2 separate regions of the Homo sapiens genome follow, and region 1 is linked to region 2. Evidence: chromatin loops called from intact Hi-C (ENCODE). Cell type or tissue: OCI-LY7. All regions are shown on one strand. Links, peaks and the distances in the headings refer to the core of each region. The heading gives the core; the rest is flanking DNA.

Region 1 (12,106 bases), core at 4,566-9,565, 220 kb before region 2:
GTTGGAGCAGTTGAAGCTTTTCCCCAGGTAATGCCCCTGTCTTCAAGTGGATCCTAGGAGCCTAGAATCCTCCCCCTCTGAAACCTGGGGCTCTATATGGGGGCTGTTGACAATTTCTATGCTTTCAGCCACGGTGCAGCACTCAGCCTTTTGTCCCCAACCCGCTTGCAAGTTCATGAGGCTAGACCCATAACTTCTGTTTTGCAACACTCTTACCTCTAACACAGCACAGATATTAAAACATCTTACGTGAGCTACATGATCTGGGAGTAAATGCCTCAGAAGTTTCTCATTCTGATTCTGTTACGTAGAAATAAAACAAACACACGAGTTTCAATAGCGTCAGATGAAAACAGTTCCTGTCTTGCTACCCATAATCTGTATGTTCCATCAGTGATTAAGGGACAGCAGTAGAGAAACCACAGAAACCATAAACATGGCTGTTTTCAGGAGCGACCAGTGCACACCACTTTATTCCTATCTTATCTCAGAAATCCCAAGCTATCTCTCTTAAAAGCACGAGGCACTTTTAAACATGGTACTCTTTGGAAATACCAAATACCATACTCTTATTTGGGAAAGCAATATAAACTTCAGCATTTCAAAACCACCAATGTCAACTTACCCATCATCCTATCCCTAGTCTCCACCACAGGAACTGGGATGCCCTTTGAAGTGTGCCCATGATGAACACAGAGCCTGACAAACATCAACATAGGCATGCGGAGAGGTTCCAGGAGCACAGGAGGGGGACACAATCTGACCAGCCCAGGGATGTGACAGAGGTGGTTTCTCAAAGGAAAACGCCAGTTAAGGCGGGGAGGGAGATGGCAGATCTGGTCGCTGCTGGTTTCTCCCACACAAATCCTCCAATGGAACCTGGCCTAGGAAGTTCCCAGGGAGTGCTACTTGGGGAGAGAATAAAGAGATGGAATGAAAATACTGAACTGTAACATATAAGATGGGGATGGGGTGATGACTGTAACCTAGTCTTTCCATAGGACGATGGTAGAAATACTCATTTGAGAAAGTCAGGCATTCATCTTAAAAACATTGAGAAAGCCACTGAAAATTCAGAACTAGAATGTAGAACATCTAAACCAGACAAGGAAAGAAAAAAATTAAAAGATTTCAACCAACCCATCAGCAGGAAGGGAGGGAAAAAAAATCAGCATGAAAAATGTGACCACTTAATAGGCATTAGTTTTCAGATTGGATGTTAACGACAAAACCACTACCACCAAACAGAACTTAACAGACTGGGTTTAATTGTAAATCTCTATTTACAGGACAGACAACTAAAGCATCACATAGACTGAAAATAAAAAGACAAGATACACTGGGGCTTTGGATCCTATTAAGACAGTGAACTAGCGTATGCTACAGGTTCCCTTCCCCAAAAATCAACCCTAGAAAAACAACATCATCAACTGAGGCACCACTACCACAAATCAAACCAAACTGAAAACTCCCCACAAATCCTGTAAGAATCCCCAAAGATGGCCGGGCGCGGTGGCTCACGCCTGTAATCCCAGCACTTTGGGAGGCCGAGACGGGCGGATCACGAGGTCAGGAGATCGAGACCATCCTGGCTAACACGGTGAAACCCCGTCTCTACTAAAAATACAAAAATTAGCCGGGCATGGTGGCGCGCGCCTGTAGTCCCAGCTACATGGGAGGCTGAGGCAGGAGAATGGCGTGAACCCGGGAGGCGGAGCTTGCAGTGAGTCGAGATCGCGCCACTGCACTCCAGCCTGGGCAACAGAGCGAAACTCCGTCTCAAAAAAAAAAAAAAAAAAAAAATCCCCAAAGATGCAGGTGATAAAGTGGGAGGGGAGGTAGGGCATCAGGGAGATGTCTGCTCTTGCTGGACATGGGACTGCCAGTCAAGTCACTGATGTCAGTGGGACACTATCAGGGCAGCCCAAAGCTCTGCTGAGGAGAAAGAGGGGTGGGCTGGGCAGCTGCTCTTAGGTTTGAAATTCCAAGCCCTTGTTCCCTCCAAAGCCTCAAGAGCTGGCAGAGGATGACTGGAAATTGTGCCTCCTCGCAGTGCTGCTTCCTACAGGTCTGAAGGTGAATCTTGGAACACTCCTGGTGGAGTGGTCAACAGCAACTGTGAGGGACCTGGAGGTCATGAACTTCCCTTCTTCAACTCACTGGGAGGGACAGGGTAGAGCCTGGCTTTGGCCTTTCACCAACAAATACTACAGAGAAGCTGGTGCTGTGAAGGAACATGAGCTCACAGGCCAAAATAACCAGATGCCACCTGAGGAGCCCAAGCCCCTGCCCACAAAGACAGCAAACTGAACTAGAATTCAAAACAAACCGGGAAATGTTGGCAATCTGAAACAGGAACAAGGACCAAGCAGATTTTTTTTTTTTTTTTTTAAGAGACGGAGTCTCACTCTGTCACCCAGGCTGGAGTGCAATGGTGTGATCTCAGCTCACCGCAACCTCTGCCTCCCAGGTTCAAGAGATACTCCTGCCTCAGCCTCCTGAGTACCTGGGATTACAGGTGCCCACCACCACACCTGGCTAATTTTTGTATTTTTAGTAGAGACGGGGCTTCACCATGTTGGCCATTCTGGTCTCAAACTCCTGACCTCAGGTGATCCACCCACTTCGGCCTCCCACAGTGCTGGGATTACAGGTGTGAGCCACCGCACCCGGCTCCAGATAGAAATATTAAGGGTGAAAAAATTAACAAATGGGATAGGACAGATATATCTCACAACAAATCCATGAGGTGGGGCATCATACTGAGGGCCTCTGCCAAAACAAAGCAGGAAAATAAAAACGTGGGAACACCCCCCCACACACATACAGAGCAGTCCAGGGACAGAGCAGAAGTGCCAAATCTGAATAATGGGAGTCGCAGAAGGAAAGAGAAAAAAAAATGGAGAAAATATTTGGAAAAATAATGAGAATACATTTCCCAGAATTAAAGAAAGATCAAAGGACTCATAGAATAATTAGTAAGAAAACTGTACAAACAGAAACATTGTAGTGAAAGACATTTAAGACCAATAAGAAAAGCAGAAATTCTGAAAGCTCTCAGAGAAATAACAGATCAAATCAGATGGACATCAGGCTTTTTAACAGTATCAGATGAAAAAAGAAAGGAAGTGCTAAAGGAGAGAACTTTGACCCCAAAATGTATAGTAAGACAAACTCACTAACTTGAGTGTAATAAAAAAATATTCTCAGGCGGCCGGGCAAGGTGTGTGACGCCTGTAATCACAGCACTTTGGGAGGCCGAGGCAAGAGGATTGCTTGAGGCCAGGAGTTCGAAACCAACCTGGTCAATATAGCGAGACCCCATCTCTACAAAATAAACATTTTGAAAATTAACTCCACATGGTAGCACACGCCTGTAGTCCCAGCTACTCCAGAGGCTGAGGCAGGAGGACTGCTTGAGCCCAGGAGTTATAGAGGCTGCAGTGAGCCATGATTATGCCACTGAGCTCCAGCCTAGGTGACAGAGCAACACCTTGTCTCAAAAAAAAAAAATTCTCAGGGACACAAGGCTTCAGTAACTTTTTCACAAAAGGGCCCATTTAGAACATATTCTTGCAAGAAGTGGTCAAATATAGAAAAATTAATCTAGACATGGGAAGAGAGATGGGAAGTGATGGTGAGCAAATACGCTGGCAAAGTTTGTAGTCTGAAACAGGACTAACAAAAAGGAAAAAAAACCTGTAAGTATATAATAAAATAATTTACATAGTAAGTAAGAGTGGGCAAGACCAAAGGAACATAAAAGTCTAACAAAGTCTTACTAGGAGAAGATTTAGATGGTAAGTTAAAGAAACCAACAGGGGTAAACAAACATGATTAGTATTAAGAGTAATATGTTGGTCTGAGTGTTGTGGGTTATTGTTAAGCTGATTTACCATTGTCTCCCCCCACAACCACGCTTGACTAGCTTTGCATTTTGGCCTGGCGCAGTGGCTCAGGCTTGTAATCCCAGCACTTTGAAAGGATGAGGCAGGTGGGTCACGATGTCAGGAGTTTGAGACCAGTGTGACCAATATGGTGAAACCCCGTCTCTACTAAAAATACAAAAATTATCCGGGCATGGTGGCATGCGCCTGTAGTCCCAGCTACTTGGCAGGCTGAGGCAAGAGAATCGTTTGAACCCGGGAGGCGGAGGTTGCAGTGAGCTGAGACCGCACCATTGCACTCCAGCCTGGTGGACAGAGCGAGACTCTTGTCTCAAATTAAAAAAAAAGTAATATCAATAAAAGTAGAAAGTATTACTTTCTTAAACAAGTAGAAGAAAATTTGTTACTCAGTGGGAAGCAAGGGGATAAACCGAAAAGTTCAGTAAACAGAAATTGTGAAAAAAAAAAAAAACCCACAAAACTAAACAGCAGAAATAAGTTCTATTAGCCGTAATTAAGTTTAAGGTGTTTACATATGAACTTAACACCAGACTCTGGCCTCTTCCTTCCAGTCTCCACTGCCCTCCCTGCATGGAGACAGTGGCCTCTGAGGAGGTGAAGGCCTCCTCAAACCATGGACACATGTGCACGTGGTGAGGGGGTCTCCTGGTAAGGCAGCCACCACCTAGCAGCAGGGTAAGAGGGGCAGTGGGTGGCTGGAATGGTTGGGAGGTTAATTACACTGTGCAAACAAGTTCCTCATTGAGAAAATAAGTACATATACTGAGGATAATGGGAGCCAGGTTTCACACTTTTTGAGAAAGGATTATGAATGTGGAAAGGGAGAGAAGGCTGCAAAGAATCCTGAGGTGTTGAACTGAAATTGGAAAAACTGGAATCAACTCACAGGTTTAAAGAAACAAACTACATACACACACACACATGGATATAGATGTGTATAGTTATATGAATATGTGGTTATTGATTGGTTGCTCTACCCACTGAGAGGGCATAGAAGCAATTTTACCTTAGTAGCAGTGAGCACGCCAAGTGCTAAGGTCTTATGGCTCTATAGAGAGATGACTGATTCCAAAAGAGTACCACAAAATCCTGGAATATCTTAAGAAATGCTGAAAAACGGACAGGAACATGTCAGAAGGACATAAAAGCCAGCTAGAAGGGGCTTCCGTTGGTCAAATATATGACAATTTGAGTATCAAAATAAATGAGCATCAGAATACAACCTACTGAATAAGATAGGAACCTAAGAGTCTATAATGACATATATAAATGAATAAAAAATAACAAAGACTCTCAATATAAACATTTTTAAACAATCTAACAATTATAGGACAAAAAAGATGGGGGAAAAACAGGCAAATATTAACCAAGAGAAACTGGGGGAGCAATATTTACAGTATCTGATAAAACAATTCAATGCAAAAAGGAAAAAAGGTGGGATACACAGATAAGAAAGAACAATGAAACAAACAATGTAAATAGGAGGAGTATTAGTATCCCTCAAACACAGCCTGAAAACTGACAAGGCTGCTAGCAGGCAAGGGAGGGTGGACAAACACTTGGGTTAAAAAGGGAAATGGGAAACACTTTTAGGCTGATGACCGCATCATTGTGCCTGAATCGGGAAACACACCTAAAGCAGTACTGAGAGGAAAAAGTTGTAGATTTTAAATCATTTTCAGGAAACAAGAAAGATTAACAATGAATGAAGCAATCATTCAATCATTTAAAGAATGAACAACTGGAAAAAAAAAACAAGAAAAGAGAAGGAAAGTATTAATAAAATTAGAAATACATGAAATAAGACTCAGCCAAATGCTGGTTCTTTGAAAAGGTTAAGAATGACCGGGAAAATGAGAAGATGCAAACACAATACAAAATTTAAAAAGGAAATAATTATGAACTATATGTTATAAACCTGAACATATAGATGAAAATGAGGAAGTTAAAATGCAAATTGGCAAGACATTAAAAACTTGAGTAGACCAATGGGCATTAAGTAAATAAAAATGGCAAAGACCTCCCCTTAGGGGACAAAACAAAACACCAGAATCAAGAGATAAATAAAATTTAAGATTTCATTTGTGTGAAACACACACACACACACACACACACACACACACACACGAATTAGGTTGGCTAGCTAATAGTTTTGTTTTTTTTTTTCTTTGAGACAGAGTCTCGCTCTGTCTCCCAGGCTGGAGTGCAGTGGCACAATCTCGCCTCACTGCAAGCTCCACCTCCTGGGTTCACACCATTCTCCTGCCTCAGCCTCCCCGAGTAGCTGGGACTACAGGCGCCTGCCACCACGCCCAGCTAATTTTTGTATTTTTAGTTAAGATGGAGTTTCACCATGTTGGTCAGGCTGGTCTCAAACTCTTGACCTCGTGATCCGCCTGCCTCGGTCTCCCAATGTGCTGGGATTACAGGTGTGAGCCACCGTGGCCGGCCAAACTTATTTAAGAGTTTGTTGGCGGGGTGTGGTGGCTCGCGCCTGTAATCCCAGCACTTTGGGAGGCTGAGGCAGGAGGATTACCTGAGGTCAGGAGTTTGAGACCAGCCTGGCCGACATGGTTAAACCCGCCTCTACTAAACATACAAAATTAGCCAGGCGTGGTGGCACATGCCTGTAGTCCCAGCTACTTGAAAGGCTGAGGCAGGAGAATCGCTTGAACCTGAGAGATGGAGGTTGCAGTGAGCGGAGATCGCGCCGCTGCACTCCAGCCTGGGCAACAAGAGCGAAACTCCATCTCAAAACAAAACAAAAAAACAAAAACAAAACACAACAACAACAAATGTGTTTTCTCACCTTGCAATATTGATAACCTTTTTTGTTGTGATGAGAAGTTCCAGTTCCGTTTAGTGGTAATGTGACAGTGGGCATTACCGGTGTATTCGTTAGGATACTGGTTTGGCTACTTTAATGAAGAGGAAAAAAAAAGGCTTTAAATAAGATGAAAGTTCCTCTCTTATGTGAAGGTCTGAGCTAGTAGGCAGACCAGGAGAGACAGGTGGCTCTGTCCATGAGGTTAATGTACTTCTGGTATGCTGCCCTTTCCCACATGGACAAAACTGGTTTGCCATGACCACGTTCATGCTCCAGATCAGAGGAAAAAGGGAAGACAAGAGAGGAGCATGCATTTTCCTTTTAGGAGTGTAGCCTGGGAGATGTAAACTCACATCTGCTTCCATGCCATTGGTCAAAACTTCGTCCCATGGTCACTCCTAACTACAAGTTAGCCTGGAAAATACACTTTTTTACCAAGGGAGCCACTGCCTAGCTAAAACTTTTGGGGAAGGAGCAGTTCTGTTAATGAAGTGAAGCGTGGGGAGATTGCTGTTGTACCGTTGTCTTGTTCCTAAACTGATGACATATATAACCTACCAAGTAAAAGAAGTTTCATAGATTTAAGGTTTTTCTCCCAATTAAAAAATAAATTTATGACCTGGCATTCATATGCAAAGAAATATAAATAGGCCAGATGTAGTGGCTCATGCCTGTAATCCCAGCACTTTGGGAGGCCAAGGCAGGCAGCAGATCACCTGAGGTCAGGAGTTCGAGACCAGCCTGCCCAACATAGTGAAACCCCATCAAATACAAAAATTAGCCAGGCATGGTGGCGTGCACCTGTAGTCCCAGCTACTCAGGAGGCTGAGGCAGGAGAATCACTTGAACCCAGGAGGCAGAGGTTGCAGTGAACCAAGATCGAGCCACTGCACTCCAGCCTAGGCAACAGAGCGAGACTCCATCTCAAAGAAAAAAAGAAATATTAGCCAGGCGTGGTGGTTCACACCTGTAATCCCAACACTTGGGAGGCTGAGGTGGGCAGATCACTTGAGGTCAGGAGTTTGAGAACAGCCTGGCCAACATGGCAAAACCCCGTCTCTACTAAAAATACAAAAATTAGCCAGGTGTGGTGGCATACACCTGTAATCCCAGCTACTTAGGAGGCTGAGGCAGAAGAATCACTAGAACCCAGGAGGCGGAAGTTGTAGTGAGCCAAGATCGCACCGCTGCACTCCAGCCTGAGCAACAGTGAGACTGTGTCTCAAAACAAACAAAAAGAAATATAAAGAAAAAAACTAATAAACTCTATCATATGCTGTTCCTATATATACTGATATACATGCCCATTTCTTTCTTTTTTCTTTTTTTTTGAGACAGTCTTACTCTGTTGCCCTGGCTGGACAGTGTAGTGGCCTGATCTCGGCTCACTGCAACCTCCGCCTCCCAGGTTCAGGTGATTTTCCTGCATCAGCCTCTGAAGCAGCTGGGATTATAGGCACCTGCCACCACGCCCAGCTAATTTTTGTACTTTTAGTAGAGATGGGGTTTCACCATGTTGGCCAGGCTGGTCTCGAGCTCCTGACCTCAAGTGATCTGTCCATCTTGGCCTCCCGAAGTGCTGGGATCACAGGCACGAGCCATCGTGCCCAGCCCCATTTTTCAATATAGTGAAAATATCAATGGATTCTTGTGATGTTGATTACTATTGATATGCACATAAGCACAAGTGAAGAATTTGTAATTTTGTTTGATTCAAATATGTAGAATTGGTTATATAAATAGAGTATTATGTTTTGCAGAAGCCAAAGTGCTATACTTAGTAAAAATTCAGACTGTAGTGTGGGAATTAACATTTATTTAATGTGTTAGTACAGGCCAGGAAATTTGCATGTAATAAAAAATATCTGACATTTGAAAGCCTACCATGTGCCAGGCACAACTTAATAAGGGAGTTATACCCACTTTATAGATAACAAAACTGAGGCACAGAGAGGTTAATTTTTATTTACTTATTTTTTTATTTATTTTTTTGAGACGGAGTCTCGCTCTGTTGCCCAGGCTGGAGTGCAGTGGCACGATCTCGGCTCACTGTAAGCTCCGCCTCCCGGGTTCACGCCATTCTCCTGCCTCAGCCTCCCGAGTAGCTGGGACTACAGGCGCCCGCCACCACGCCCGGCTAACTTTTGTATTTTTAGTAGAGACAGGGTTTCACCATGTTAGCTAGGATGGTCTCGATCTCCTGACCTCATGATCCTCCTGCCTCGACCTCCCAAAGTGCTGGGATTACAAGTGTGAGCCACCGTGCCTGGCCTGAGGTTAAGTAATTTACCTAAAGTTATACAACCAGTAAGTAGAAACACTAGGCTTCGACGCCTATGATCTCTCCACTACATAGCATTGCCTCTCAATCACTATTCTCTTCAATGATGATAGCACAGTGTAACAGACAAGTGCTAGTCTAGAGGAGTTCAGGGTATGATTGCTTCTTTCCTAAAACTTCAACTCAATACCCTAGGAGACTTCTTTGGAAAATTAAATTCTGAATTCATTAATAGAAATTCATTTTACATTAGATCTTTTGGGAAAACCTGTTTTATAAATTTAGGATTGCCACAAGGCAGGTAGGTAGAAAGTCGATACGGAATTTGAAAGTACAGCTGCATAATACCAAGACAACTCTGAAGTCGAAGGAAAATGCTATTTAGTCTTACATTCCTGTTTTAAACATGTATTTATACTTAAGAATGAACATATCCTTTATTCTAGTCTTACAATTTCATTAAAGTTGAACTGATGTAGGCTTTGTAAATCTCAAAAAAGTTTGCCTGAAATGATATGTATAAATGATCTCTGATATTTCTACCTGTTGGGACTTTGAATATAGTCAGTAAATTAGCTAAAAATGGGAACAAGTCTTTTGATGGAAAAAAGGAAATAAAAGAACTTGCAATGAAAAAATATGTTGACTGGACTACATAAAAAAAATTTCTTTCTCGGAAACTGCTCTCTTTCTTTGTAATTTTACTAATTGCTGGGTCATACCAATAAGGTCAATCAGAAAAAGAGATTTCAAATTCTTTTAAGACGTAAAGAAGAAGAACTCACCCATCAAATACAAATATACTATTTTATTCTAAGGGAATATTTCTGTGGTTTCTGTAAGGGGAAAACCTAAAAGTGGTTAAAAACTGAAAAAGAACAAAAAGGATGATTTAGATGTTTTTGTTTGATGTTTTTTTCTCCCCTGGAAAAAAAATGTAATTTTACACAATTTTCATAAAATTAAAAAAGCAATAATCAGACGCACACATCAACAGCTACACTTATGAGGAATGACCAATAATTAATCAATATTTTCTCTTATGAATAAATTTAGGGTTCTGGGCAACTCTGTGGACTAACATGCAAATGAAATCCTGATACAGTCATTTATCTGGGTATTGGGTGTTCTCAGTAAAAGATACAGATTTTTTTTTCTGGTATTTCATAACAATTTATCTACTATGCTAACAATATTTGTTTTTTCATACAACTACAGAAGGGGAAAATGTTAGTGTTTATACAAACCATAAAATTCGTATAGTGGGGACTATTACACTTGCTATTTCTGGATAGTTTATTGGCAGACTTATCAGACAATCCAATTATTTGTCCTCCATATCGAACAAGGTATGGAGTAAGAAGTTTTCCAGTCAGAAATGACAAACACAGATGGAATTAATCATACAGAATCGGGGTGGATTTACTTCTTTCATACAGTTCTTGGTAACAAAAATGAGATTTGTTACAGGCAGAGGGACAGAACCACCAAGTACACAATGTCAGAAGGCCTACTTTTTTCATTTTAGTTTTACTTAAATGCCTTTTATTTGTTAAAAAAGAAATACACCTGCCACCCCCACCTAAAAAATGAGATACCCTGAAAAGTCTTTCAAGATTAAAATTTCTAAGAGGCTTTTTGACATCTCTCAGTTTTATCATAGCGTCAAATTAACCTTAGCTGAAGAAGTTCTGCAATTGGCAAACGTCATAAAAGCTTTGATTCCAAATTTTGTGGGGAAGAAACTGAGAATGGAGATGAGGGAGATGGACTGATATGCCACACACACCTATGACTTGCAATCCTCATAGAACTACTGAAACAGCTAGAGTTTGGAATAATGCTCTAAGACCTGCTTATGGATATGCAAGACAATGTCTTTGTATCCTCACCCCAGAATCCCTATTTTCAAGTTTCAAGGGCAACAAGGTCATCTTCCAAATGCTTTATATAGGAACCTAACTAGGACCTTTTCTATCATAATTCAGATAGCTAAGTAATACTGTATCTTTGTGGAATCACTCACAGGTTTGCCAGAGTAAGAAAAGAGACTATCCTTTTTGAAATGACAAGGGCCTCCAGAAACTGGTGCAAAAGACAAAATAAGAGGAACTGTTTGGGAAATAGGAAGGTAAAACAACGGGAGAAAAGCTGCCATTGGGGAAAAAAAATGAAAATAAAAGGAGAACCCCCATTTCTCTGTACCACAGCTCAGGCTGTGAGACAGCTGCAATAAGGGCCCACACCCAGAGAAGGGGCATTTTAGTGGGTTTCTACAAACATTTCAAGACACTTGGGGTCTGATAGGCTCCACAGATTTTCTGTGTGCATAATTAGTTTGTGGAATATCATCCCCTTTACCTTAGTTTACCCACATCCAGACCCACCGCTGAGAAGGCTTGATCCAGAAAATGAAAGGGACACATTACTGTTAACAGCAGTGAAGGTCATTTTCCCTGATGTGAGGGGCCCATGGCAAAAGCTTCTGTCCTTCACATGATTGGCTTGGCAGTGAAAATCAAAATCAATCAAGACCACTTCACTATCTTTTTTAAAAAGTTGAGTATTTTTATTGGGTCTTCAAATCTGGGTCCCACAGTCCTCATTTGATGTCACTCTTAGCTCTGTACTGATCTCTCCTCTGACTTTTACGGAGGGCTTGCCAAAGTAGCCTATTGCAGCCAAAGTTTCACTCCAAAGCTACCTCTCTAAGGTCTAAGGTTACTATGGTAAAGTTTTATACAACAGTTTTCCTTAAAAATATTCCACGATTTGTTACTCCCAAACAAAATAAGATTATGCACCACTCGGAGAAATTAGTCATTCTGAAGATGTCTAAGAACTATATCACTGCCAAAGAACATTTCTCAGTTCATATTCTTTCCTTCAATTTTCATTTGCACATCCACACTGTGGGGTTCACAAGTCATCTGTTTTCCATGATCTTATGGTCAAGTCAAGAGGACTTAGACTTATACATCATTTTCCAACAGCTGGATGCATTCACAGTTTGGTGCATACCAATATGTATGAAAATAAGAACCTCACTTCCGTTTTAATCTGATAATTCAACATCAGAGTCTTCAGATT
Region 2 (12,106 bases), core at 4,473-9,472:
CTCCAGCCTGGGCAACAGAGCGAGACTCCATCTCAAAAAAAAAAAAAAAAAAAAGATAAACGTGATCTCTGCCTTCAGAGAACTCACAACCATGTGGAGGAAACACACAAGTAAGCAGACAATTGAAACAGAATGTAGAGTGGTAAGTATAGTGACAAACAAAGAACAGGAGATTTAGGAGCCCAAAGGAGAAATTATGGGCTCTGCCCAAGGAAGTCCCAGGAAGGCGGCCTTTAATCAACCCATGCCCACTGCATTCCTGGTCACATGAGCATGGAGGTGCTGAAGAAAAAATAGCTGACATTTCTTGGCGGGCATTTTACTAAATATGCATTATTTCACTTAATCCTCACAACCTTGATCCTGAATAGGGCAATGAAGGATGGCAAAAGGATTTATAGGCATGCCCCCTGTGTTAGTAAGGTGCTCATGGAGCCCAAGGTAGGTTATTCAATAATAATGAGAGCCTTGAAGAGTGGCAGTAAGCCTGGAGCTAAGTCCTCAGTCTGGGCCTGTCTGGGGGGAAGCAGGTGAGACGAGGCTCTTTTACTGTGTTTACTGCAGTGCCAGTGTCCAACCTGGCTTCCACCACAGTGTCTTATCCCCTTTGTGGTCTGAAGAATATTGAAAGCTAATCCTGCTTGCCCCAAACACTCCCCTGCAGTGCACAGAATGCCTGCCAAAAACCAACCAGACTAGGTGATTTTGCCTGCTTGGCCCTGACCTTCCAGATTGTTTCCTTGTCTTCTCAGGAAATATCACTCATGCCATGCTTCCATTGTGTTCTTCTCTGCTTAAGCAGGTGAGATTATATCTGTCTATCTATCTATCTATATAACATGTATTATTATATATTATATATTATACATATATACATATATATTATACATATACAATACATATATTTTTATATATAATATATGTATTTTTATGTTTTATATATATAGTCTCACCTGCTTAAGCAGAGAAGAACCCAACGGAAGCATGGCATGAGTGATATATATATGTATTGTGTATATATATATATATATATATATATATATATATATATTTTTTTTTTTTTTTTTTTTTTTTTTTTTGAGATGGAGTCTTGCTCTGTCACCCAGGCAGGAGTGCAGTGGCATGATCTCAGCTCATTGCAACCTCCACCTCCTGGGTTCAAGCGATTCTCCCACCTCAGCCTCCTGAGTAGCTGGGATTACAGGCACTCACCATCATGCCCGGCTAATTTGTGTATTTTTGTAGAGACGGGGTTTCACCGTGTTGGCCAGGATGGTCTTGAACTCCTGACATCAGGTGATCCACCTGCCTCAGGCTCCCAAAGTGCTGGGATTACAGGCGCCTGCCACCATGCCCAGCTAATTACAAGTTTATTTTATTTTATTTTATTTTATCTTATTTATTTATTTGGCACAGAGTCTCACTCTGTTGCCCAGGCTGGAGTGCAGTGGCATGATCTTGGCTCACTGCAACCTCTGCCTCCCGGGTTCAAGCAATTCTCCTGCCTCAGCCTTCCGAATAGCTGGGACTACAGGCGTGAGGCACCACACCCGGCCAAAAGTTTATTTTATTTTCTTATTTTATTTTATTTTCTTATTTTATTTTATTTACAGGCATGAGCCACCACACCCAACCAAAATAATTTATTTTAGATTAGCATATAGTTAAAGGCAACATTATACAGTTGTATTTATAAAGCTTTTTTCTTTTCTTTGCCAGACGTGGTGGTTCACGCCTGTTATCCTAGCACTTTGGGAGGCCGAGGTGGTCAGATTGCCCGAGCTCAGGAGCTCGAGACCAGCCTGGGCAACATGGTGAAACCCTGTATCTACTAAAATGCAAAAAAAAAAAAAAAAAAATTAGCCAAACGTGGTGGTGTGTGCCTGTAGTCCCAGCTACTCGGGAGGCTGAGGCAGGAGAATTGCTTGAACCCGGGAGGCAGAGGTTGCAGTGAGCTGAGATGGGGCCACTGCACTCCAGCTTGGCGACAGAGCGAGACTCCGCCTCAAAAAAACAAAAACAAAAACAAAAAAACTTCTTTTTTTATTAGTTTTTTTTTTTTTTGAGACGGAGTCTCGCTCTGTCGTCCAAGCTGGAGTGCAGTGGCATGATCTTGGCTCACTGCAAGCTCCGCCTCCCTGGTTCATGCCATTCTCCTGCTTCAGCCTCCCGAGTAGCTGGAACTACAGGTGCCCGCCACCACGCCTGGCTAATTTTTTGTGTGTTTTTAGTAGAGACGGGGTCTCACCGTGTTAGCCAGGATGGTCTCGATCTCCTGACCTCATGATCCGCCCACCTTGGCTTCCCAAAGTGCTGGTATTACAGGCGTGAGCCACGGCACCTGGCCTTTTTTTTTTTTTTGAACTAGAGTTTTGCTTTATCACCCAGGCTGGAGTGCAGTGGTGCCATCTCAGCTCACTGCAACTTCCGCCTCCCGGGATCAAGCAGTTCTTTTGCCTCAGCCTCCCAAGTCGCTGGGATTACAGGCATGCACCACCACGCCTGGCTAACTCTTGTATTTTTAGTAGAGACGGGGTTTCACCATGTTGGCCAGAATGGTCTTGAACTCCTGACCTCAGTTAATCTGCCCACCTCTGCCTTCCAAAGTGCTAGGATTACAGACGCAAGCCACTGTGCCTGGCCTGTATTTATAAATCTTTAATAACACTCATAAACTGTAATTTTTTACACTTGCCCATTTAATTAGTGATACATGTTTAATTTCAATAAATCATGTAACAAAAACATCTATATATATATTTGTGTGTATGTATATATATGTGTGTGTGTATGTGTGTGTGTGTGTGTGTGTGTATTTTGAGACAGGGTCTCACTGTGTTACCCAGGCTGGAGTGCAGTGGTGTGATCTTGGCTCACTGCAGCCTCAACCTCTTGGGGTCATGTTGATATGGACCAGAGGCAGGGAAATACTGGGTAGAAGAGGGTGGTTCCCCGCAAAAGCCCCACCCACAAGCCTGGGGCTGCAGCCCTAAATAAGAGCTTTACATCTCTCTTTTCCCACCCACACGTTGCTTTTTCCAAAACCACCCTGGCTTGCCATGCCCACCATCCTGTATGCATAAAAACCCCAAACTCCACTGGCAGAGGAGCAGAGTAGCATGGCAGAGAAGGAGAGAAGAGAAGAAGCGTCTGAATGTTGAAGAGACAGCTGGACTATCAGAAAGGAGGTCAGCTGGGGATGGCTGAAATCCAGGGGAAGATTATTTTCCCACTCCACACCCTTTCTAGCTCCCTGTCCCACTGACAGCCACCTCTATCACTCAATGAAACCTCCACATTCACCATCCTTCAAGTCCATGTGGCCAGATTCTTCTTGGGCACCAGAAAAGGACCTGGGTACCAAGAAGGAAAGGTGTAAAAGGCTGTCACCCTGACTCTCCACTGAGCTGGTTAACACTTAGCTGTCTGCAGACAGAAACTGCTAAAAGAACATTAATTGTAGCATACCCTTAGATGCTACCATGGAGATGGAGCCCAAAAGCTCTCGTCAGAGCCCCAGCACCCACTTGCCTGCATGCTCCCCCTCCCACAAAGGGTTTCAGGATGGCAGCCGAGTAAGTGAGCCACACTCCTGTTGCAAGTCCTGTGAAGTGGTCCAGGGGGCTCTCCTGTCTTAAAGCAAGCCTCCCACCTCAGCCTCCCCAGTAGCTGGGACTACAGGCACATGCCATGACTCTCGGTTAAATTTTGTATTTTTTGTAGAGATAGGGGTTTCGCCATGTTGCCCAGGTTGGTCTTGAACTGGCTTCAAGCGATCCACCTGCTTCAGCCTCCCAAAGTGCTAGGATTACAGGCATGAGCCACCACACATGACCTACAAAAAATATTATTTTTCCATCAATCCATTTAAAAGTGGTATGTGGCCCAAGCATGGTGGCTCACGCCTGTAATCCCAGCACTTTGGGAGACCAAGGCGGGTGGATCACCTGAGGTCAGGAATTTGAGACCAGCCTGGCCAACATGGTGAAACGCTGTCTCTACTAAAAATACAAAAAATCAGCAGGGCATGGTGGCACACGCCTGTAGTTCCAGCTACTCAGGAGACTGAGGCAGGAGAATCGCTTGAACCTGGCAGGCAGAGGTTGTAATGAGCCATGATCTGTCACCCAGGCTGGAGTACAGTGGCACGATCTCAGCTCACTGCAATCTCTGCCTCCTGGGCTCAAGAGATTCTCCTGCCTCAGCCTCCTGAATAGTTGGGATTACAGGCCTGTGCCACATACCCAGCTCATTTTTGTATTTTTAGTAGAGACAGGGTTTCACCATGTTGGCCAGGCTGGTCTGCAACTCCTGACCTCAGGTGATCCGCCCACCTCAGCCTCCCAAAGTGCTGGTATTACAGGAATGAGCCACTGCGCCCAGCCTCATATGTTGAAATTTAAACAGATCGAGAAATGAGCCCAGAGTGAAATAAATAAATAAAAAAATAAATATAAATAAGTTTTTATTAATTTATTTTTTTGAGATAGAGTCCCGCTGTGTTCCCCAGGCTGGAGTGCGGTGGCTGGATCTCAGCTCACTGTAACCTCTGCCTCCCAGGTTCAAACAATTCTCCTCCTCAGCCTCCCAAGTAGCTGTGATTACAGGCGTGCGCCACCACACCTGGCTGTTTTTTTAAATTTTTAGTAGAGACGAGGTTTCACCATGTTGGCCAGGCTGGTCTTGGACTCCTGACCTCAAGTGATCCACCTCCCAAAATGCTGGGATTACAGGCATGAGCCACCACGCCTGGCCAATAAAAAGAAATTTAAACAGATATAACTATACATCAAAAAGATAATTCATAATTGGGTATTTGGGATTCTTCCATTTTATTTGTTAATGAATTCTTGCATTTTATTTTCAATTACTGTATTTACAATGTATTTATAATTAGTGGACTTAAGAGAACATATTTTGTTTGTAAGAGATAGACACATTTTGGGGCTACTATTTGTATGTACTTTCCAAATAACATTTGTGAGCATAGGTAATCTTTATCCCCCCATAAATGAATAAGAAGTCCAACTGGATATAGTTATCCCTATGGACAGGATAACTTGCTGTTTAAAGGTCTGGATATGGACTATGCAGGTGTAAATCTTGGTTCTATCACTTCATAACTATGTGACTCTCGGTGACTTAATCCCTTATCTTAAAAAAAGGGGGTGAAATAAGAAAAATAAATAATTACGGGGTTGTGAAAATTAAATGAGTTAATGCACGTAAAGCCCACACACGTAAAATCCATTTTAGAAAATCTAGAAATTGCAGAAAAATAGGAAACCAGAAATCATCCAACCTTAGTAACTTAATGGACAGTGGCTAATCCCAATGGTGCTTTTGTACAAATTAGAAAAACTGGCCCTTCCTCAAGATACTTGACTGCTATCAGCCAGAAAGCTGTCTTAGTGGGGGGGGGGGGGGGCACTATTTATTAATTATACTGGGATATCAAACATAAACTAAGATTGTCTTAAGCAAAAGAAGACCTTGCCTCTGGATGACAATGTAGACAATGTAGGATGTTTTTGATTTAATGCTATTAGTAATCATGTGGAGATGAACAAATTTATACATAAAATTTTTCTGTATTTAGAATTTAGGCTAGATTCCAGCACCTGGCAGGCACACAGAGGGTATTTGTTAAATAAATGAATGAATGAAAGCGGGGAGGATGCAGAGAGGGAGGGAGAGGGGGAGGGAAAAGGAGAGAGAGAGGGAGAAAATGAATTTGCCAAATTATTTTTCAAAAGAATTATGTCAGTAGTGGCTGTTTAAATTTGTGTTAACTTAGATGAAAAATAGTCTCTCATTTTTATTTCTAGTTCTGTAATTATCATCAGAGGATGAATATTTTCCATGTGTTAGTTCATTTATTTTGGCTATTAATTGGGATCTTGATTATTTTTCTTATAAAATTGTACACATCCTTTACATAGGAAAGATATTAACCACTTATTATAATTTTTTCTTGCAATTATTTTTTCAATTTAACTTTTAATTTTTATTATCGTCTTGGTTTTTAACCTGGTGGTTTCTAATCTTCATGCAGGGAAATTTACTAATATTTTGTTTTGTGATTTATTCTATCAGAGTAAATCTTAAAAATTGCCCTTCCTGACAAAGATCTGATATTCACTTCTATTTTCTTCTCATTCTTTCTGGGTTTGTTTAAAAAATACACATATTTCTTTTATCCATCTAGAATCAGTTTGATTATATATATATACATATATACATATATATACACATATATATACATATATACATATATACATATATACATATATATACATATATACATATATATACATATATACATATATATACATATATATACATATATAGCAAATTAAATACTCTAATACCATTTGTTGAATATTTCTTTCCTTTCTCATTAATTTCTGAAGTACACTTATGGTAAAAATTTATACCTACCTCTGAGCTATCTTCCTCCATTTGATGAGTCTTTAAACTCCATTTTTTTTTTTTTTACCTTTAAAATCAGTTCAAGTGGTAAACTTAGGGGCAGCTGAAAATAAATGCCTTCAAGACTAAAGTAACTGTGTGGAAAAAACCTGGAAAGATATTTAGTTCAGTGTGGGGGTGACAGGTGATGAATATGGGGTCGCTCATCATGACTAAGGAAGACCTCTCCCCATCCCCCAACACAATAAAGAAATAAATTAGATGGAGAAATAATTAAATAAATAAAGGTACTACAAACAGAGCACGTTTTCCCTAAATAAAGGAAGGCAGTAACAGAGGAAGACACTGCAGTTAATCCAATGTTTCTCTCATTAAGAGAGGCAATCTAGATACTGATTAGATCTACTGGAAAATTTACCCAGGTATTGAAATCAACCCTTCCAAAAGGTTCTTTGCTTGGAGGCTCAATAACAATAGAGTAATGGAGTGTATGCCGCTATTTGCTTTCCAAGGAGATGGAGGAAGTGGCACAGCCACTGAGACACCTAGTGGTGAGGGTTTTACTGCACGGTTAGAGTTTGCCAGTTGGGCTCATCTAAGAGCCACTTCCTTGGGGGAGGCAGTGTGCATTTGAGGAGCTTAGATGTCCTTCTTTTAGCTCTCCTTTTCTGCCCCCAGCAAAATAATTTGAGCTCTCTATTGTGTGCATGAAGCCTCAGAGACAAGCGCTGATAGATCTGAAAACTGAATAGCCTCTTCAAAGTTGGAAAAGAGAACTACGAAGCTAAATTAACACCTGCTGACCAACATGGTTTCTCAAGCCCTGGGGGACAGCTGAAGATGTAAATTTAGTCAATTGAATTAATATTCATTAGAGAGCGGCAGCGTGTTTCATCAAGCATATTATTTCCATCCCCTACCCTTCTAGGCCTTATAAATACTCAAACAAGAGGATAATTATAATTTTCATTTTATTGTAATTATAGTGTTTGAACTGTAAGTTCACCCACATTCAGAGTATTACAAGGTAAAGATTGTTCTACATATTATTCAGGCATGATAATTGACCACAGATGTGAACTACAGAGTTGTGTTTAATATCTGAAATTTGTCATTTATGTTGAGGACATTCTTCAATGGTTCAGAAAAGGAAAGATTAATGGGCTCATTCACTTATTCATTTGTTCAAATATAGAGTATCACAGCACTAGGCCCTGAGGATTTGGTGCTTAAAAGAGAATCTCAGTCATTGTCCTCATGATCTTACAGGCTAAAGTGTACAATTTTGCAAGTCTCTATAATAAAGTGGGATGAATACTATAGGAGTGAAAGTACAGGATGCTAATGAAATGCAGCAACTTGGTCCTTGGGGTCACAGAAGGCCTCCAGAGAAGGGCAAGTGTAAGTCAAGTCCTGAAAGATGGATAAGAGCTAACCATAAAGGAGGGAGACGGTGACCAGGAAGATACTATTTCAGGTGAGAACGTGAGAAGTTAAAAGAACTAAAGGCAGTCAGTGTGACTACAGCAAAGAATTCAGGAGTCAGGGATGAGGCTGGGGAGGAATGCGATGGCCAGGGAATGGAGGGACATCATAGGAGTTAAGGAGGTTGTTTTTTCTCCTAAGGGCAATAGGAAGACAATAAGGAATTTAAAAGAGGGGAACTGAAGCATCAGATTTGCCTTTAAAAATGATAATTTGCTTGCTGCCTGGAAAATAGGAAGGAGGAAGGCAATTGGGATGACCAGTCAGAAAGCTTTTGCAGAAGTCTAGGTGAGAAATCATGTTACATTGTTAGTTTCCAGTGTGTATCCTGGATGTAATAAAACAACGTTAGCTTGGCTGGGCATAGTGACCTGTGCCTGTAGACTCAGGAGGCTGAGGTGGGAGGATCACTTGAGCACAGAAGTTTGAGACCAGCCTGGGCAACATAATGAGACTCCACCTCTCAAGAAATAAAAAAGAGAGAGAAAGAATAATGTTACCTTGGATTACAGTAATGGTGGTTTTTTAATCTGAAAGATGAGCAAATAATACTATAAATCTCAGAGTTGTAATAAGAATTCAATATTAAGGCCGAGTACAGTGGCTCACGGCTATAATCCCAGCACTTTGGGAGGCCAAGGTGGGTGGATCACCTGATGTCAGGAGTTCGAGACCAGCCTGGCCAACATGATGAAACCCTGTCTCTACTAAAAATACAAAAATTAGGTGGGCCTGGTGGTAGGTACCTGTAGTCCCAGGTACTTGGGAGGCTGAGGCAGGAGAATTGCTTGAACCCAGGAGGCGGAGGTTGCAGTGAGCCAAGATCGCAATACTGCACTCCAGCCTGGGCGACAGAGCAAGACTCCATCTCAACAAAACAAAACAAAACAAAACAATACCAAAAACAAAAACACAATTCAATATTAAGTATTTACTACATTGTATGGCATAAACTAAATGATCAGTTGATTTTGGCTATTTTGATACTGGCTATTATTTGAAGTAGATATTACTCACAGTATTAAATAATTACTCTTTTGGTACACATACCAAACTTTTAACTTTTATTTAGAGACAGAATCTTGCTCTGTCACCCAGGATAGAGTTTAGTGGCACCATCACAACTCACTGCAACCTCCAACTCCTGGGTCCTGGCTTCAAGAGATCCCTCCACTTCAGTCTCCCAAGTAGCTAGGACTACAGGCACCTGCCACCACGCCCAGATAACTTCTTCTTATTACTTTTTTAGATATGGGGTCTTGCTATGTTGCCCAGGCTGGTCTCAAACTCCTGGCCTGAAGTGGTCCTCCTGTCTCAGCCTTTTGAATAGCTGGGATTACAGGCTCAAACCAGTGCACCTGGCTTTACTGAGCACTTAGAAAGTACTAAACACTTCACACGATCCTCACAATGTCCCCAAAAAGCAAGTGTGTCAGAAAAGTGAAAGATCTTGGGACAATACCCTGCTCAGATGGAAACAGCCTGTTCTTCACCATTATGCTTTTATTTATTCATTCACTCAACAAATGTTTATTTCTGTGCTAGTGTCTGTTTTAGGTGCCAGTGATACAGCCTTAAAGAAGTCAGAGTTTCAGTCCAACAGAGGAGACAGACAATGGACAAATGAAGAAATAGGCTGCATGCGGTGGCTCATGCCTGTAATTCCAGCACTTTGGGAGGCTGAGGCTGGCAGGTCACTTAAGGTCAGGAGTTTGAGATCAGCCTGGCCAACATGGTGAAATCCCATTTCCACTAAAAATACAAAAATTAGCTGGGTGTGTGAGCCAAGATCGTGCCACTGCACTCCAGCCTGGGTGACACAGTGAGAATCTGTCTCAAAAAAAAAAAAAAAAAAAAAAGAAAAAAAAGAAAAAAGAAAGAGAAAAAAGAAATAAACAAGAAAACACAAGTTGTGAAGACAGCTATAATGTATATTACATACAGGATGTTATAACAGAGAGGAGGAGCCTACTTTGGATGTGATGATGAGCACAGAAGACTTCTCTGAGGTGATTTTCAAGCTCAGATAGAAGGATGAAGAGATCATTCCATAAAGCAGCGAAGGAAAAAAAAAGATTAAGAAAAGATATCTGTGCAAAGAGCCGGGGCGGGGCGAGTGGGGAGAACACTGCAGGCTGAGTAAAGAGCAAGTGCAAATGCCCTGAGGCAAAACATACAGGTAAAGTAACTTGATAAATCTTAAGAATAGCTAGCGCCGGTGGCTCACGCCTGTAATCCCAGCACTTTGGGAGGCCGAGGCGGGCAGATCACAAGGTCAGGAGATCAAGTCCATCCTGGCTAACGCGGTGAAACCCTGTTTCTACTAAAAATACAAAAAATTAGCTGGGCGTGCTGGTGGGTACCTGTAGTCCCAGCTACTTGTGAGGCTGAGGCAGGAGAATGGCGTGAACCCGGGAGGCGGAGCTTGCAGTGAACCGAGGTCGTGCCACTGCACTCCAGCCTGGGCGACAGAGTGAGACTCCATCTCAGAAAAAAAAAAAAAAAAAAAAAAAAAAAAAAAAAAAAAAATAGCTAGGGCTTAGTGCAAATAGAGTAGGGAATTAGGGAGGTAAGACTGGGAAGGCAGGCAGGGGTCAGACCAAGTCAGGACGTGTAGACCTTGCTAAGGTATTTGGATTTTATTCTAACAACAATGGGAAGCCATTGAGGGCCTTTAAATAGGGGAAACAAATTACATTATTTGATTTTTTTTTTTTGAGTGAGCTGAGATCGCTCTATTGCACTCCAGCCTAGGTGACAGAGTGAGACTCCATCTCAAAAAGAAAAAATAAATAGATAAATAAACAAATAACACTCTAGCTGCCATGTGAAGAATGGATCAGAAGACCGAAATATTAGTGGTTGCAGGACTTTACGTGAGACATAGAGATGGAGAAGATTAGGATGTAGTGGTAGAGGGGGAGGATTCAAGATATACTTTGGAGGTAGAACCAATCTTTGGATTTTTATAAAGAGGACCAATTCTAGGTTTTTGTTTTGAACAACCAGGTGGTACTATTTACTATGCTGGGAGAGTTTGAGGGAAGGAATAGGTTCAGTTGATAAAATCAATAGCTCCAAGTTGGACATATTAAATCTGATATATCGGTCAGACGTAGTGGCTCATGCCTGTATTCCCAACACTTTGGGAGGGTGAGGTGGGAGGATCACTTGAGGTCAGGAGTTCGAGACCAGGAGCTCAATTACAGGCTCAAACCAGTGCACCTGGCTTTACTGAGCACTTAGAAAGTACTAAACATTTCACACAATCCTTACAATGTCCCCAAAAAGCAAGTGTGTCAGAAAAGTGAAAGATCTTGGAACAATACCCTGCTCAGATGGAAACAGCCTGTTCTTCACCATTATGCTTTTATTTATTCATTCACTCAACAAATGTTTATTATCTCTGTGCTAGTGTCTGTTTTAGGTGCCAGTGATACAGCCTTAAAGAACTCAGAGTTTCAGTCCAACAGAGGAGACAGACAATAGACAAGTGAAGAAACAGGCTGCATGCTGTGGCTCATGCCTGTAATTCCAGCACTTTGGGAGGCTGTTCGAGGTCAGGAGTTTGAGACCAGCCTAGCCGACACGGCAAAAACCCGTCTCTATTAAAAAAAAAAAAAAATTAGCGTGGTGGCACGTGCCTGTAGTCCCAGCTACTCGGGAGGCTGAGGCAGGAGAATCACTTGAACCCATGAGGTGGAGGTTTCAGTGAGCGGAGATCACGCCACTGCATTCCAGCCTGGGCGACAGGGTGAGACTCCGTCTCAAAAAAAAAAAAAAAAAAAATCTGATACATCAACTAAGTAGTCTCCAGGCGGCTATGTCTAATAAACAGCTGGATATCTCAGAACTGGGTCCTTTTTTTTTTTTTTTTTTGAGACGGAATCTCGCTCTGTCGCCCAGGCTGGAGTGCAGTGGCGCGATCTCGGCTCTGCAAGCTCCGCCTCCCAGGTTCACGTCATTCTTCTGCCTCAGCCTCCCAAGTACCTGGGACTACAAGCGCCCGCCATCACGTCTGGCTAAGTTTTTGTATTTTTAGTAGAGACGAGGTTTCACCGTGTTGGCCAGGAAGGTCTCGATCTCCTGACCTCGTGATCCGCCTGCCTCGGCCTCCCAAAGTAGTGGGATTACAGGCGTGAGCCACTGCGCCCGGCGAGAACTGAGTCCTAAAATATTTCAATGTTTG

Evidence for each region. Peaks named below come from ENCODE experiments on the same cell type or tissue, not always from the same donor. Only the 100,000 strongest peaks of a DNase experiment are listed, where the experiment ranks them.
Region 1: it touches region 2 in a loop (2.5-fold over the local background); 5 of 110 quality-filtered maps call a loop at or near these places.

What each region holds. Positions count from the first base shown.
Region 1 is chr1:35,419,643-35,431,748 of GRCh38, reverse strand. It overlaps ZMYM4 (zinc finger MYM-type containing 4), which reads right to left. Exons shown (of 30, transcript NM_005095.3): 30 at 9,691-12,106. The coding sequence ends at 12,072. It also overlaps the pseudogene RNY5P1. Among named protein-coding and RNA genes, the nearest start is that of ZMYM4-AS1, 60 kb to the right of the region's middle. In OCI-LY7, for the core only: no CTCF peak of the experiment used is centred there; no DNase peak of the experiment used is centred there.
Region 2 is chr1:35,197,157-35,209,262 of GRCh38, reverse strand. No RefSeq gene overlaps it. Among named protein-coding and RNA genes, the nearest start is that of SFPQ, 10 kb to the right of the region's middle. RefSeq lists an enhancer at 7,037-7,216. In OCI-LY7, for the core only: CTCF peaks have their summits at 6,786 and 6,988 (motif pointing left); a DNase peak (open chromatin) is centred at 6,982; H3K4me3 peaks cover 638 bases; H3K27ac peaks cover 678 bases.